Linked DNA regions of Mus musculus: region 1 is linked to region 2. A link is a loop called in an ENCODE intact Hi-C map of the cell type or tissue named here. Cell type or tissue: heart. All regions are shown on one strand.

Region 1 (8,000 bases), 83 kb before region 2:
AACAGCAACACAAGACAGAGGAAGAAGGAGAGAGAGAGAGAGAGAGACAGAGACAGACAGAGAGAGAGAGAGAGAGAGAGAGAGAGAAGACCTGGCAGTGTTGGTGCACACCTTTAATCCCAGCACTCGGGAGGCAGAGGCAGGAGGATTTCTGAGTTTGAGGCCAGCCTGGTCTACAGAGTGAGTTCCAGGACAGCCAGGGCTACACAGAGAAACAGAGAAACCATGTCTCGAAAAAACAAAAAAAAAGAAAGAGAGAGAGAGAGAAAAGAAGAAGAAGGAGGGGGGAGGGGGAGGAGGAGGAAGGACGGACGGACAGAAGGAAGATCCAAAAACTCCAGCTCTAGAGTAAAGCAGAATATGATCAAGAGTACAAGGCCTGCCAGGATGGGTGGGCGTGTGCCCTCGAATCCCAGCACTCACAAGGCTGAGGTGGGAAGAGTTTGAGGCCAGTCAGAGCTGCATAGCAAGACCTCTCTCAAAGACACACACACACACACACACACATACACACACATGAACTCTGGCAATCGCATGTGTATGCACTGCAGGACTACAGGACAAACAAAAGAAGGTGTCTTAGTTTTGAGGCAGGGGAGTACAGCACAGTGTTGGAGTCGCTTTTCGAATTCACAAAGGCCCTGGTTTACTCCCAGCAGCACACGCACATGTACAGACGCACGTGCACAGACACAAACAGAAGCCCCTAGGCTTCTGTAGCCTGCTCTGTCCTAGATCTTAAACAGATGGTGGAGACAGGGTGAGGAGAGCCTGTCTGTGTATCCACCTCAATGTCCTTCACGGGGCTGGACAGGAGACTTGTCCTAGGAGTTACTGACCTGTACCTGTTTGTCAGTGTCCTTTGTAGGAAGAGAGATTTGACCCTCCCCAGCTGTATCCTAACTCCTACCTGCAGCCTTTCACCCCTTAACAGGGGCCTTGAGAATTAGGTAGGGTCCTGTCCCAGATCCATCACACTTAGCTGAATAAATTTAGCCACATAATGCCTACCAGCAGGAGGCAAATTCTACTTTTCAGGAGTTAGGTGAAGTTGCTCTGGCTTGTCTCTTGTTAGGTCTATAGCTTCAAGAGCACATGAGGATGGCTTCATGTCTCTACCTGTCATTGTGTTCTGATGAGCAGTCTCAGGCCATCTGAGAGAGCCACGGGTGAAATGCCCACATCTTTATGGACCTCCAAGGAGCCTCTCACCCCCTTGTTGGGTACAGTGAAGGTATGAACCTTTGTGTTTGGATCTGGCTAAGACAATGCACCAACTGTTGGGATTTTGCAACTGAGAGCTGCACATTATGTAACACACCCTGCCCGACAACACAGGGACAACACAGGACTCGAGGTCACTCACGAATTTCAAATGGGCCTGGTTTGGAATTGATACATCACCTGTGTGACCTTAGGCCACTCATTAATTTCTTTGAGGCCCAGAATCCCATCTGTAAGGCGAGAAAACATCTATCTCACAGGATTGCCACTGAGAAGTAGGGAGTGCTTATACTCAGCACTAACTCAAGGGCCAGGTATGTCATAGACGCTCAATGTGTGTTGCTCCCGCCTGGCCTCAATTAGGAGTAGCCCAGCAAATTCCATTCCTCTCAGAGTGGTCATGGTCTAATTAAGGGAGACAAAAACAGCAGGAGCAGAAAGCAGCCAGGAAAGCAGACATATTCCATTCAGACCGTCACCCAGGCTAAGGAGTGACTGGGGAAGGCTGGGAAGCATAGACAGCGATGAGACCCGAGGAGATGATCCTCCTGCAATCCGGACACTCTGGAGCCCGAAGAAGACCACCAGGAGTTCAAGGCTAGCTGGGGATAGAGTGAGATCCTACTCCAAACAGCAGTAACCCCAAAAGACTGCTGAGAGGAGACTGACATCAGCCATTGTTTAACCACCTCCCTCTCCCTCTCTGCTCTGAAATGGTGACTGTAGGACACTTACATCCCAGTCATATGCCATGTGGGCTCATAGTGGTGAGGCTTCCCGGTACCTGGTCCGGAGCCCCCCCACCCCCTTTCGTCCTTTATTTCCTCCCTTCTTTCTCCCCCAGCTGGCTTTCTTGCCAGGGTCTCATGTAGCCCAGGTTAGCCTTCAATTTACTATACAGCCAAGGACAGCCTTGACTTTCCTACCCTCACTCCCCAGGTGCTGGGATTACACCATGGACCTAGGCACAAGTCTGAAAACTCAGGTTCCAGGGGTCTCAGTCTGCTGTGACCATAAGGCCCACATGAGGGGACAGTTCTCAGATAGCCACCCCTGCTCTACACTGGACAAGGAGTTTAACTTAAGTAAACAGATTTAAAAAAAAAAAAAAAGAAAAAAGAAAAAAAAACTATTTGTTTATTTTTATTTTCTGTGTATGGGTGTGTGCTGGACACCCAAGGCAGACCGTCTGGAGGAGCATCAAAGGCTCTAACCACTGTACCACCTCTCCAGCTCCACATAAACTTTAACATATAAGCAACATTAACTTGGAACTGGTTTCAGAGGACCCAGTTTCAATTCCCAGCACCCATAAGGCCACCCACAACTGTCTGTAACTCCAGTTCCAGGGGATCCAACACCCTATATGTCAACAGACATACATTCAGGCAAAACACCAAAGCACATAGAAAAATAATAAACAAATTATTTAAAATCGTTTTTAAAAAAATTGACGTTAGCTTTAATACATACAAAAATGTAATGCATATAAAGCATTTGTACATAAAGACCACTGAGCATTTGAAGGTTTGGCAAGGTCTTTCCTGGGGTTGAGCTTGGCTCCCTGGTCCCTTAGACACAGGCCGAATGGCATCAGGATGCCTGCAGAGGGGCACTGAAGGGCTCAGGACCCGCCCCGCCCTCCCTCTTCAGTATCAGAACTCCTCCCTCCCCTGTCTCCTCAGAGACAGAGGCATGTTGCCTGGGAACCCCACAGCAGATTTGCATTATTTTGCGGCAACACACTTCCTGGAGGGGATTTTTCTAAGAACTGAGAGCAAGCCAGGGAAAAAGCCAAGGAAACAGCAGAGGAGGCCAGGTGGAAAGAGGCCTGAGCAGGGGTGAAGAGAAGGCTGCGAGGGTCTAAAGCTACAGCTGAGGGGCACCCGAGGACCTGAACCCCTCCTCCACCCTTCCAGTTTGTAGCACGGGAGCCTGGGTCCTGAGCGAACCTTGGTATTTCCTGAGCCCTCCCCTCAGTCCTGCAGGGGAGCTGGCCAATGCAAGATGATGTCAGGAGCCAGATTCCCTAAGGTGCGGCCAGCCAGCCAGGCTGCCGAATAAAATGAACAATCCCCACGACACTCTTGCATCTGCGGCGGTAGCCAGCGCTTTGCCCCTTTCTTGGACCCACCTGAGGGTCAGAGGTCAGTGGGTGAAACAGCAGAGAAACGAAGCACTGAAGGCCCAAACTCCGGTCTAGTTTGCTCCTGTTTCTCCATCCTGACTGTAGGCTATGATCTGCGGGGAGGTGGAGGGCTCAGAAAGGAATCTGGAAATGAGGGGAGACAGATTTTTTTCTGCATATGAAAAAGTCCTATGAAAAGGACGGCAAGCTGAGGCTCTGAAGCTCAGGTCTGTCCAGCCTACAGCACAGGATTTACTTCTCAGCACGTGGCGTGTGCTGATTCTCAGGAGCCGCATGCGCAAGTGACACTCTGTTCTGTCCGGTGCACTAAGGCATGCGGTTCCGAAGATTGTGTTTTCTGCTCTTTCTTTGTGATAAACTGTTTTGATTTCAAAGCATTCCCTTACCAAAAAAAAAAAAAAAAAAAAAAAAAAAAATCCTAAAGGCAGGGTGGCACACGCCTTTAATCCCAACAAGGAAGGCAGAGGCCAGCCTGATCTATACAGAGTTCCAGGGCAACCAGTCCTACATAGAAAGAGACCATGTTTCAAAAAACAAAACAAAAGATCCTAAAACATACAAACAACTCTTCCAGAAGGCTCAAGTTCTTTCTGACCCCAACACCACTTTCGGCCCCTCACAACCACTGATAATCCTAGCCCCAGGGAATCTGATACCCTCTTCTGGCCTCTTCCTGCGTGTCACCTACACACATGTGACATACAAACAAAGAAATAAATCTTAAGTAGAGCAAACAGCACTCTGGTAGTATATTAAGATTTCAAACATAGCAACTGTTACAGGTCAGATGTGCACATGTCCTTGCTGACTGATGGCACTGTGTCGGTAAAGGGCCTTGAGACAGAACCGTCACTGGGCACCTGCCGTGAGCTGGGCAGGTTCACACCAGGTTTATAGCCCAGTCTTGGCAGATAAGGGCCTTGCCGGTAGGAGGCACGATCTGTGTGAGAGAAAGGGTCCTCACTGGGTTCGGAGGTGTCATACAGAACAAACTGGACAGGTGGCTGGAGTTGCTGTCCCAGAGCCCTGACACATTTGGGTGTTTTCTATGCAGAGAAGGCGCCCATTCAGGGTCCCCACGCCCCAGGAAGAGAAGAAGAATCCAGGTGTCAGGAGTGTCCTCGGGATACTTGGCTGGGAGCCCAGCAGCCAAGTTACCAGGTCCAGGAAGCCTTCCTCCATCCATGGGGCCCAGTCAGGGGGCAGGAAGGAAGCTGTGTAAGAGAGGGTTTCCCCATCCCAAGGCCGATAATCCTCCTGACTCCAATAACCTGATAAGCAAGTTGGCTTGTGAGCTGGCCTGCGGTTCTCTATAGGTGACAAAAGTCATCATGAGGTTGCAAAATCTCTTGCACAATCTAGGCTCCAAGCGGCCATACCTTCCTATTGGGATATGGAGAGTTGGAAGAGCTAGGCTGTCTCGAAGAGGCTGGCAAACTTCACTGGCTTCTGAGAGTAACTGCAGGTCATCAAATGAGTTTGTTTCCCAGTGGCTACCTCTCTGTCCTCTAAGGCCTCCTTAACAGACCTTCTTTCTCCAGGGGGCATTGACCCACACACCCATCATCTTCTCCATGGCAACAGGCTGGGGTGAGGAGCCCTGGGGAAGGCAGGCTCTCAGTGCAGGTCAGGGACCTAACAGCTCTGCTCTGTGAGGGTCCAGCTGAACCAGGACCAGCGGGGCTTCGAGGACTCTGTATACCCCAGAACAAAAAGGGAGTGAGAGACAACCCTAAATCCAGGGCCCCTCTCAGCTTGCTTCCTGGTGTGCTCTCTCAGGAAGAAACAGTTCTCCTCAGGTGAGGCCAGAGGCTCGCCCCCTCCACACCCTGAAAAAAGGGCCTCATATATCCCGAACAAATTAGTGATGGGGGTGGGGGGGGGCAGAATATCTTTAAAAAGGTGGGAAGTTCACTCCCTGGCTGAAGAAACCATGTATAGATATACAGGGCCATGTCTGCTTGCTCAGGTATGGAACCAGTGGGGAGGGGGACTGATAGGAACAGCCAGGGTTTCTGCTTTGGATATGAAAATATTCTCAGGAAATCACATTTTAGAAGTTTAGGATGCCATGGACACTTGAAAGCAGCTCTAAAACAGTGATGTATCCTTTTGTTTAAAACATAGCGTGGAGTCGCCCAAGCTAGCCTCCAGATATGGTGAGGCTAACCTTGAACTTTGGCCCCTTCTATCTCCACTTTCCAAGTGCCGGGTTATAAGCATGCAGTAGCATGCTTGGTTTGTGTGGGGCTCAGGATCAAACCCAGGACTTCATGCATTGCCAGGCAAGCACTCCACCAACGAGCTACATCCCCAGCCCTAGCCGGCGTTCTCTCTAGCACAGTACATGCACTGTCTCAGGTCAGGTGTGGTGGCAAACATCTTTAATCCAGCACCCTGGAAACCAGTCTGATCGACCAAGTTTCAGGCCAGCCATGGCTGCACAGAGAGACTCTGTCTAATTTCTGGCTTCACTCTGTGAACAGGCTCTTCACCGTTCCCAGCCTCTCTCTGGAGTCGGGGGTGGAGGGTGGGCAAGTGTCAGAACTAGGATTCATATGCCTTTTCTTTGATAAGGTCTCAGGCTGACCTCAAACTCAGGGTGGTTCCAACTTCTAGGAATATGGTGCGCACCGCCATACCTGCTTCATGGGCTGTTTCCCCACTGGGGTGGGGGGAGCAGCAGCTCCCTCACTTTGTGCAAGAAAACCTGAAACTGGAGGTTTTCACAAATGAAAAGTCAGTTGAGCATCCTTAGCTCTACCTGAGAAGCTTGCGCTGAAGAAACTGCCTACTTCACAGTGACCATGAAATATACTGCATAGGAAAGCAGGATTCCCCACTTCACAGAGACAGTCAATTTGTGTACACTGAGCCGGGTGTGGTGACGCACGCCTTTAATCCCAGCACTCGGAAGGCAGAGGCAGGCGGATCTCTGAGTTCGAGGCCAGCCTGGTCTACAGAGTGAGTTCCAGGACAGCCAGGGCTATACAGAGAAACCCTGTCTCAAACAAAACAAAACAAAACAAAACAAAACAAAACAAAACAAAACGGAGGAGGAGTGGGAGGAGTGGGAGGAGGAGGAGGAGGAGGAGGAGGAGGAGGAGGAGGAGGAGGAGGAGGAGGAGACAAGGTCCCAGACAAGATCATCACATGGTTTGTGGCAGGAAGGACTTGGTCTCAGGGACCAAAGGCTGCAGGTCCCTGGGGTTGTCCCTGACAGAGCCTGTCTAGAAGCAGGCCAGGAGGCTAGTTTGGCCCACATATCATGTCTAATTTGCATCTACAAAGGTCCAAATTCCCACCCTGCTGGAAGCAGCCAGGACTCAATGCTGGCACACCTGGTCTCAGAGATGGTTTCCTCAATGAGAGAGGAAGGGCCTCAGCTCTCTGCCCCGGAGAGATTCAGCCTGTCTTGCCTTGACCATCACTAAAACTAAAGTTATGCTTGCTGGTGATCAGTGTGAAATGGTTTCTTCTTTCTTTCTTTCTTTCTTTCTTTCTTTCTTTCTTTCTTTCTTTCTTTCTTCCTTCCTTCCTTCCTTCCTTCCTTCCTTTCTTCCTTTCTCTCTTTCTCTCTCTTTCTTCTTCTTCCTCTCCTCCTCCTCCTTCTTCTAGATTATTTAATTTTATTTTCTAAGTATGAGTATTTTGTCTAGATATATGTATATGCACCATGTGTTCCTGGTGCCCTTGAAAGTCAGAAGAAGGCATTAGATCTCCTCATTGGATTTTCAGATGACTGTGAGCCATAATGTGGTGCTGGGACACAAACATGTTTCCTAAACTGAGGAGAGATGGAATCCCACGGCCTCTGATCAGCCTCTTCCCTGGCTCCCTCTGCTTGTTTCTTTTTTAATTTTTATTTTTACACAGTCTCACATGGCCCAGGCTGGCCTCAGACTTCTTATATAGCTGAAGATGCCCTTGAACTCCTGATCCTCCTGTGTCTGTTGCTCAAGTAGGTATATGGCATCATGCCCAGCCCCTGGCCACTTTTTCTAGAAAAAGTGCATTTTCTAGAGTTGTTCCTAACAGAGAGGGTACAGAGAAGCAAGCAGTCTCCTTAGGTCACCCAGCAGTGGAAGGACTCTATGGCTTTTCTCCTTGGGCAAGCAGACTACTTTCTTTAGAGGGGGTAAACTTGCCTGTCCCACAGCTCTTGCCACTTCAGAAATAACACAGGTTGGGGTGGGTGTCAGGTGTGTGTGCAAATATACACGTTCAGGCAATGGGCTCATACATATAAAAACAAACTCATCTAAAATGGTTTTTTTTTTTTTTTTTTTTTTTGCTTAACGCTGATATTGAAAGAGAAACTCTCTTCTTCCCTCTTGTTGAAGACTCGCATGAACTCCCAGAAACAAGGGCCAGCTAAGCCTCCAGAGGCTGCCTGGTTGTACTGTGGTGGTAGCTGTGGACAAGATACCTAAATCCAGTCAGTAACTGCTCCGGGCTTCTCTCCCTGGAAAACCCCTGTGAGGGTGATTGAGCCCTCTGAGGCTGTCAGCAGGGCCTCCCCGCAGAGCACTGGTTCTCTGCCCAGGCAAACCAGGTTTTTCCTGTTCTGCTGTTTTGTTGTCATCCTCATTCCAGTCCCAGCAAGGGCTAATCACTGCAGCACGGT
Region 2 (8,000 bases):
CTCTTACTGGTAGGGAACCCAATGGTCCACTTTCCACATTTCTTTCCCTAACAAAACCAGTACAGACAGGCAGGCTTCTTTTTCTTGTTTTGAAGGGGTATGGGAACTTTTGAGACATGGTCATGAAGGCTAGCCTTAAACTCATTAAGTATCTAGGGGTGATTTTGTTTCCAGTGCCTTCTGCCTCTACTTCCCAAGGGTGGGACACAGGAGCGCAGGTCTACATCTGGTGTCAAGCTGTCCTTCCTGCCATGCCTACTGCTCTCTTTGTACAACATCGACACACACACACTCTTGCACTGTGCCACAGTGTGCCTGTGGAGGTCAGAGGCCAATTTGGGGGAGTCAGTTCTCTCTTCCCTAGGGATCAAACTCATGTCAATAGGCTGAAAGGCAAGTGCTTTTACCTCCTGAGCCATCTTGTCAGCCTCAAACTTGTTTCTTTCTCAAAATAAAATGCCAGGTATAACTTCATGTTTACTGGCTATAAATCAAGATGAGGAACTATTGCATAATCAGGGGGAAAATCGTGTTGTGATCACTGTGAAGGAAAACAAAAAGCTGCGTAGTGTCTAAGGAATGACAGGACACAGGGGAAAAAACCTTTAAGCCTGCTGAAGATAAATTGTAAGTGAATTTTAAAGCAGCTTAGCATAAGTTATCTGCGGAAAGACAAGGGTGGTTTCTCCGCACACTGCATACTCTCCTGGATTTTTGGGAGGCTTCGGGGATGATTATGGGGTGGGGATGAAGCTTGAGATATAGGCGATGATCTTGTTATATAGCCCGGCTGACTTCTAACTCCCCTATGCAGCCAACAATAGCCCCAACTCCTGATCTCCCTGCCTCTACCTCCCAAGGGTTGTGACCACTGGTCAGTACTACCCTGCCAAGCTTTAAAAGGTAAAGGCACTTGACACCAAGCCTGTTGACTTGGGCTGGAATCCAAGAACCCCTTTTTTTCCTGCACATATACTGTGCTCACAATAAATACATGTTAAAAAATTAAATTGTTTATAACCCTCTATCTCCTTACACGATTCTTAAACATATATACTAATAGGATTCCTTGGGACTCACATATGGCTGAGTCTGTACCCCATGGGATTTCTTTTACATATGTTTGCTTCGTCTTGAGATGGGATTTGCTGTGTGGTCTAGGTTGACCACCTAGATTCTCCTGATGCCACCACTCCAGTGGCTGGGGTTTCGCAATAAGCCCTGCTCTGTTCTGCGTATCTCCTATGCCTCCTCCAACAGCATCCTAAAAGCAATTCACCGCACAAAGGGACAACACCAATGGACTCACTAAATCATATTTTTCCTTTTAATCTGTCTTCTTCCAGGATTATCTGGCATACTTCATGTGTAATTTCCCCTAAACACAACACAACAAAACCAAACAGAGACAAAACCATGTGGCTCTTTGATGTATTAAAAAAAAAAAAAAAACCTCTGCAGTTAGCATCTCTGGGAGGAACCACACCCACTCTCAACCACTGGGTGTTTATCAGGATATACGAGTTGAAAGGCATGAAAATAAAAGTGGAAAGTTCCCTGTAACCAAAACAAAATGCATCACACACTTACATGATCCTTGGTGATACTTTTTGTCAGGTGTACCTTCAGGATTGTACTTATGCAATCTACCAAATGAAAGAGGCTGGTATATATTCTCCTCAGCTGTGGTTATAGGATGATCCAAGGAAGTACAACTTTAATTTTTGTATGAGTAATTAATTTATAGGGTTCAAAAATCTAAAACAAACAAACAAACAAACAAAACAAACAAACAAAAAACACCAAACAGATAAAACGTTTCTCCATCTCTAGACCCCCAGCTCCTTACCTCAAAGGCAAAAGGCACTTCTCCATCTCCCAGGCAGCGGCTAGCAAGATGTGTACAAGCATGTGCATGCTGGCTGGGGGCAGGGGTATGTGTTTTCTTTACACAATGGTAGCACTCTGTGTGCCTCTTCTACATAGACTCTCGGGCACCTGTCCCACTCCGCCATGGTTAGGAAATGTTTCTTCTTAGAGATCTTCCTTGACTAAACTTTCCAACTATCTTTTTTTTTTTTTTTTTTTTTTTGGTTTTTGGAGACAGGGTTTCTCTGTGTAGCCCTGGCTGTACTGGAACTCACTTTGTAGACCAGGTTGGCCTTGAACTCAGAAATCCACCTGCCTCTGCCTCCCGAGTGCTGGGATTAAAGGCGTGTGCCACCAGTGCCCAGCTTATTTTCCAACTTTCTTAAGAACTGTGGAAGAGTTTGAGGTAAACAGATTTATAATTATTCTACAGCAATCAATTCCTATTCTTACTGTACCTTCCACTGCTGTCTTACAGGAATCCCCTAACTTGAGAAGAGGTAGGTACCACGCATGTCCTTTCATAAGTATGACTCGGGGCACCTACTTGGCACACAACTGGTATTCAATAAGTACTCAATATTTAGTGAATGAACCCTACAGCAAAACCCCAAATGTTTAAAGAGAACAGAACAGATTATCAGTGAGGCACAGAGGCTGAGGCAGGAAGATTACCCAGGAATTTAAGGCTACCTGGCTATACAGTAGAATATGGGATAGTCTGGGCCTTTCTCAAAGAAATATAACAGGGGCCAATGTGATGGCTCAGAAGCTAAAGGTGTTTCCATCCAAGTCTGATGATCTGGGTTTGAGACCCAGGACTCACGTGGTGGAAAGACAAAACTGGTTTCTATGAGTTGACTTCTGGCTACATACGTGTTGTGGCATGCTCCATCCCCATAAACAAACAAACAAATCCACAGTAAGCAGACAAGCCAAACAAGCTGCTCACACTTCTAATGAGCCCCTTCCTACATGTCAGTGTTTACCTGATTGGCCCCACAACTATAGAGTTATCTGAGACCTACGACACTGGTTACCCTGTCTACATCACAATTAATGATGTCCTCAGAGAGTCAATCTCCATGAGAAAAATAGAACAACAACTTTACATAGGATTTGTTTCAGTTATTGCATTCCAAAGAGAAAATGAGCATGTAATGTGATTTCTGGGGGGAAAGAGGGTTTGGGAGGGGTGTTGGTTTGTTTTTGTCAACTTGACACAAGCTACAGTCATCTGAGATGAGGGGACCTCAATGGAGGAAAGGCCTTTATTAGACTGGCAAGCCAGTGAAGCCTCTTCCTAATTGATGACTGACGTGGGAGGGCCCAGACCACCGTGGGCAGTACCACCCTGGACAGTACCACCATGGGCAGTACCACCCTGGACAGTACCACCATGGGCAGTACCACCCTGGACAGTACCACCGTGGGCAGTACCACCGTGGGCAGTACCACCGTGGGCAGTACCACCGTGGGCAGTACCACCGTGGACAGTACCACCCTGGACAGTACCACCAAGGGCAGTACCACCCTGGGCAGTACCACCCTGGACAGTACCACCCTGGACAGTACCACTGTGGGCAGTACCACCCTGGGTGTGTGGTCCTGGGTGCGCAGGAAAGCAAACTGAACAGGCCATGCAGAATAAACCATTAGGCAGCATTACTCAATGGTTTCTGCTTCAGTTCCTGCCTCCAGGTTCCTGTCTTGGCTTCTCTCAGTGGACTGTGATATGTAAGTCAAATAAACCCTTTTCTCCATAGTTGCATATTGCCATGGTCTTTATTACAACTAGGCAGGAGGTCAGATCATGGCTGAAGAGACTGGAGTGGAAATTTGATTTAGTAAGAAGCTTTGTGTTTAATATATCTAGAGGATCCAGGGAAATTAACCGAGAGAGTATTTCAAATGAACCTTACTCCCTAAGGAACCCAACCACTGACCATCCTCAAATCGCACATGAACTGATATTTTTTTATACATGTACTGCCACCTACAGGACACGCAGGAATTAGGATGCTCGGGTACAGTGTACAGTGTGGGAGGGTGTGAAATGGAAAGCTGGCATATGACAGCCTGAAGTCCTCATGGTCATTTACTAACTTATCTTAACAGTATTTATTTTTCTGTCCCCCCCCCCAGGGGGCATTACTATATAGCTCAGGACATCTGATCCTCCTGCCTTTGTCTTTTATACTTGTTTAAAAATACCTACATTTAGAGGCTAGCCTGGGCTACATTGTAAGACCATCTCAAAACCCAAACCAAACCAACCCCCAACTTTCCTGTAATTCCAGCACACTGGCGGCAGAGGCAACAAGTCTGCTGTGCTCTAAGGCCAGCCTGGTCTATTACTATGAGTTTCGTGCCAGCTAGAAGAACACAAGGCCTTGACTCTAAAAACATACAAAAACCCCAAAGCCAAAATCTGAACAAAAGTATTCAAGGTTACACTGTGTCTACTTACCCTCAGCAAGGAAAGGCCTTGATAGAACAGACTGGTTACTATCAGTAAACAGAACTAGTGCAAAGGCAGCATTTAGAGTCCTAAGTTGTGCCAGGCAATGAGAAGCTGGGGGAAGTATAAAGGGGCCCTGCTGCTCAGGGAGAGAGGACAGAGAAGGAGGAAGAGCCTGAAGCTCACAGACATGCTTGGCTCCCAGGTGCACACTGCAGGAACCTGTAAGAACACCCCAGGTCTCAGGCAGCGTCACGCTCCCAAGGATACCCCATACCAGTGTGTTAAACTGCTATACACTGTCTGATGCATAACTAAGAGGAATCCATTACAATGACTTCTTAAAATTTGTTAAACAAGATCTACCCGCCATAGTTCAAGTGTTTATTTAAGGCACATCTTTCCTAGGCTGTTGGCTCACACCTAGATCCTCAACAGGCCAAGGGAGACAGCTTGCTGAGAGTTTACGGAAGGTCTGAGCTGAGACTGAGCCTCCATTTAAAAACAAAACAAAATCAGACAAAAGTCAACTCAGTACTTTGAAGGTGTCTGGATGGATGCACACGGTGTGAGAATAGCATGTAGCGTTTACATTTTCCTGTTTCCTAAGGAGCTCTGGTCTGTCCTCCCCAGGATTTCTAACTCTGCCTGCACAGTGCTGGTTACAATCCCTGCACCTGGGGACAGTCTGCTTGCTTAGGTTCCTTACGTGCTAAATTTCTCCAAATTTGCTCAGCCTTTGTGGAAATGAGAGGCAAGAGGGGCTGTCTCACTACCTACATTATATGTATGACAGTAAACACTGATGACGTAGGTGCCAAAGTCTAACATTATCTCAATCAATCAATCAATCAATAAATAAATAAGAAAGAGCTTCCCTCCACAGAGACAAGAAGTATACTCAATAATGAACACGGTGGAGTCTTCTAATACTGCACCTGTACAGGCCTCTGGCTTCGTTCCCAGTTCAACAGGCTCTACAACAAACAGGCTTAATAAGGAAAGTAAACTTGCAAAGTTTATACAAGGGGGCAAATGTCACCGATACTCATGACACTGGAGAGTGATGTTCTATTCTAATGATGTAGATTTCCTAATACAGATTGCAGAACAGATAGATACACACAGTATACCGTGGGGGAGGAAACAGCCCCTCTCCCAGCACCAGGGAGAGCTTTCATTCCGGTAAAAGCCAAGCACCTGGTAAACTGATACCATATCGGCAATTTCATTTCTCAGAAAGCTGCTCAAACAACAAAGAGAAAGTCTGCTCAGAGGACGTCAGGACTGACGGAGGAAACTGGAGGTGCTGAGGAACAATAGAGCTTTAAATCAAGTGTGTTTGTTAGTTTGGCCTTTGCAACAGTAAAGGAAGGGACTGTGGTAATGGAGAATCCTAGACCCAACAGGATAGGTTTCACAGTACTCAAAGACAATTTGTGCACAATTTGTTTTAACTTTAAGATCTTGTAAGCTATCACATTTGTTCATTTTTCTACATATGCATGCATGTATGTGGAGCGGTATGTGTGTGTGTGTGTGTGTGTGTGTGTGTGTGTGTGGCCATCGGTGTGCATGTGAAGGTCAGAGTCCGACTGTAGAGAGTCAGTGCTCTTCTTCCACTAGGTAGGACCTGGGGTCAGAGCTCAGGTCATCCGGCTTGGCAGCAAATGACTTTACCTGCTGAGCCGTCTTAATAGCCTGGGGATAAGTGTAATTTGTTATTCCCAGAAACTCAAAACAGATGGAAAATGAAGCATTAAATATAAAAGTAGGGAGTTGGAGAGTGAAGAGCACTTGCTGCTCTTGTATATGACCCAGGTTCCATTCCCAGTACCACATGGTAACTCCTCACAACCATCTGTACCTCCAGTCCCAGGAGATCTGATGCCTTCTTCTGGCCTCCATGGGTACCAGGCACGCACATAGTGCACAGACATACACGCAGGCAAACACCCATACACATAAAATAGTAACTCACAAATACTTTTTAAAGACCTTCCTACTTTCCCCTACTCACCTAAATCTAAACAAACAAACCAAGGCTGGGGGTGGGGCTTAGTTGGAGAATGCCTGCCTAGCATGCATGTAGCCCTTGGGCTTCATGCTCAGCATCACATAACAACTTGGTATGGTGGTACATGCTTATGCCAGTACTCACTAGGTGGAGACAGGAATGTCAGAAGTTCAAGGCCAGCCTCATCCACTTAGTGAGTTCAAGGACAATTTGAGCTACATGAGATCCTGACTCAAAAAACCAAATCCAAACCATAACTAACCAACTAACTAACAACTAAGTAACTAACAAAATACTGTATTTTTGGTAAGGGGAAAGGGGGCTTCAATGGAACACACTTTTCTATTCCTTAGTGAACTTCTCTGAGCCTGGGGACTCACACATACAATCATGCAGTCCTTAAAAAAGGGAGAATGGGAGTCAGAAGATACATAAACATAGCTGCAGTTCTCAAAGAAGAGGGACATATGGCTCTTGAGTATGAGAACATCAGCTCAGACCACAGAGGGCTAGGGAGTTGAACCATCACCAAGAGTATGCCACAGACACAGCCCCTTGCCATAATAGGACCCTAGGCAGCTTGGCACTAGAACTTCATGTGCTACACACACATCTGCTGATGGCCTCACCAGGACACTGAGCTCCACTCAGTTACAGAAGGGGCTGACGAGCTAGATGCTCAGTGGATAAAGCACTGGCTTCTAGGGTTTCGCTTCTACCCAGGCACACAGAAACGTGTGTGTGTGTGTGTGTGTGTGTGTGTGTGTGTGTGTGTGTGTGTGTAAGTTGAGGGTTAAGGCGGTCATCTACTGTCTGATGTGCTCTGACCTGCAGAAGCATGCCTTCTCCACTACAAAGCAAGTGGAACACAGGCTTCATGCAATGCCGAGAGATTCAGAGGTGGAGTCTACGTTGTCAGACGGCTCCATTACTTTCGGTCTCACATATATCCCACGCTGGCCTTAAACTCACATAGCAGAGCGTGACTTTGAACTCCTGATTCTTCTTCCACCTCCAGTGCTGGGATGACAAGCTTGTACTACCACACCCAGTTTATATGGTGCTTGCTTGGCAAGCCCTCTGCTGAGCGACATCTGCAGCCCCATGCCACTGCCTTACTATTAAAAAAAAAAAAAAACAAACAAACAGGGGCAACCTAAATTTTGGACAGTAGGGAAGCAGTTCTTACTCATTCAGGATGGTTTCCAAAATATTTAATTCTGTAGAAGAGACCTTATCAGATGAAAGACAAAACCAAAACTAAACCAAGCTGTATGTTTAGATATATATTGTCTAATGGAGAGTGAGAAGGCAGGCATAATGCATCCTGTAGCCTCCATCTCAAAGGGAAAAAGAAGTGGACCAGAGATGGGGGTCCCAGCGCTTAGGTATCAGAGGCAGGAGGATCAGGAGTTCAAAGTCATCTCAGGTATATTCTGAATTTGGGGTCAACCAAAGCTATTCGAGATTTTATCTAAAAGACAAACAAAGCGGAAATACAGGATGGAGAGATGGCTCAGGGGTCAGAAACACTTGCTGCAACTCCATAGGGCCTGAGTTCAGATCCCAGCACCCTGGCTCCCAACTGTCTGTAAACTCTAGCTCCAGCGCCTCTGTCTTCTGAGGGGACCCACACTCACCTACACATACTCA

What was found. Hi-C counts contacts between places; a loop is a spot of excess contacts. Peaks named below come from ENCODE experiments on the same cell type or tissue, not always from the same donor. Only the 100,000 strongest peaks of a DNase experiment are listed, where the experiment ranks them.
Region 1: it touches region 2 in a loop (2.0-fold over the local background); 3 of 42 quality-filtered maps call a loop at or near these places.

What each region holds. Positions count from the first base shown.
Region 1 is chr12:55,433,923-55,441,922 of GRCm38, reverse strand. No RefSeq gene overlaps it. Among named protein-coding and RNA genes, the nearest start is that of Gm36571, 5.3 kb to the right of the region's middle. In heart, no CTCF peak of the experiment used is centred here; DNase peaks (open chromatin) are centred at 3,091 and 4,482; H3K4me3 peaks cover 829 bases; H3K27ac peaks cover 2,531 bases.
Region 2 is chr12:55,350,983-55,358,982 of GRCm38, reverse strand. The region is part of intron 4 of Prorp (protein only RNase P catalytic subunit); the gene reads right to left. Among named protein-coding and RNA genes, the nearest start is that of Psma6, 44 kb to the left of the region's middle. In heart, a CTCF peak has its summit at 3,873 (motif pointing left); no DNase peak of the experiment used is centred here.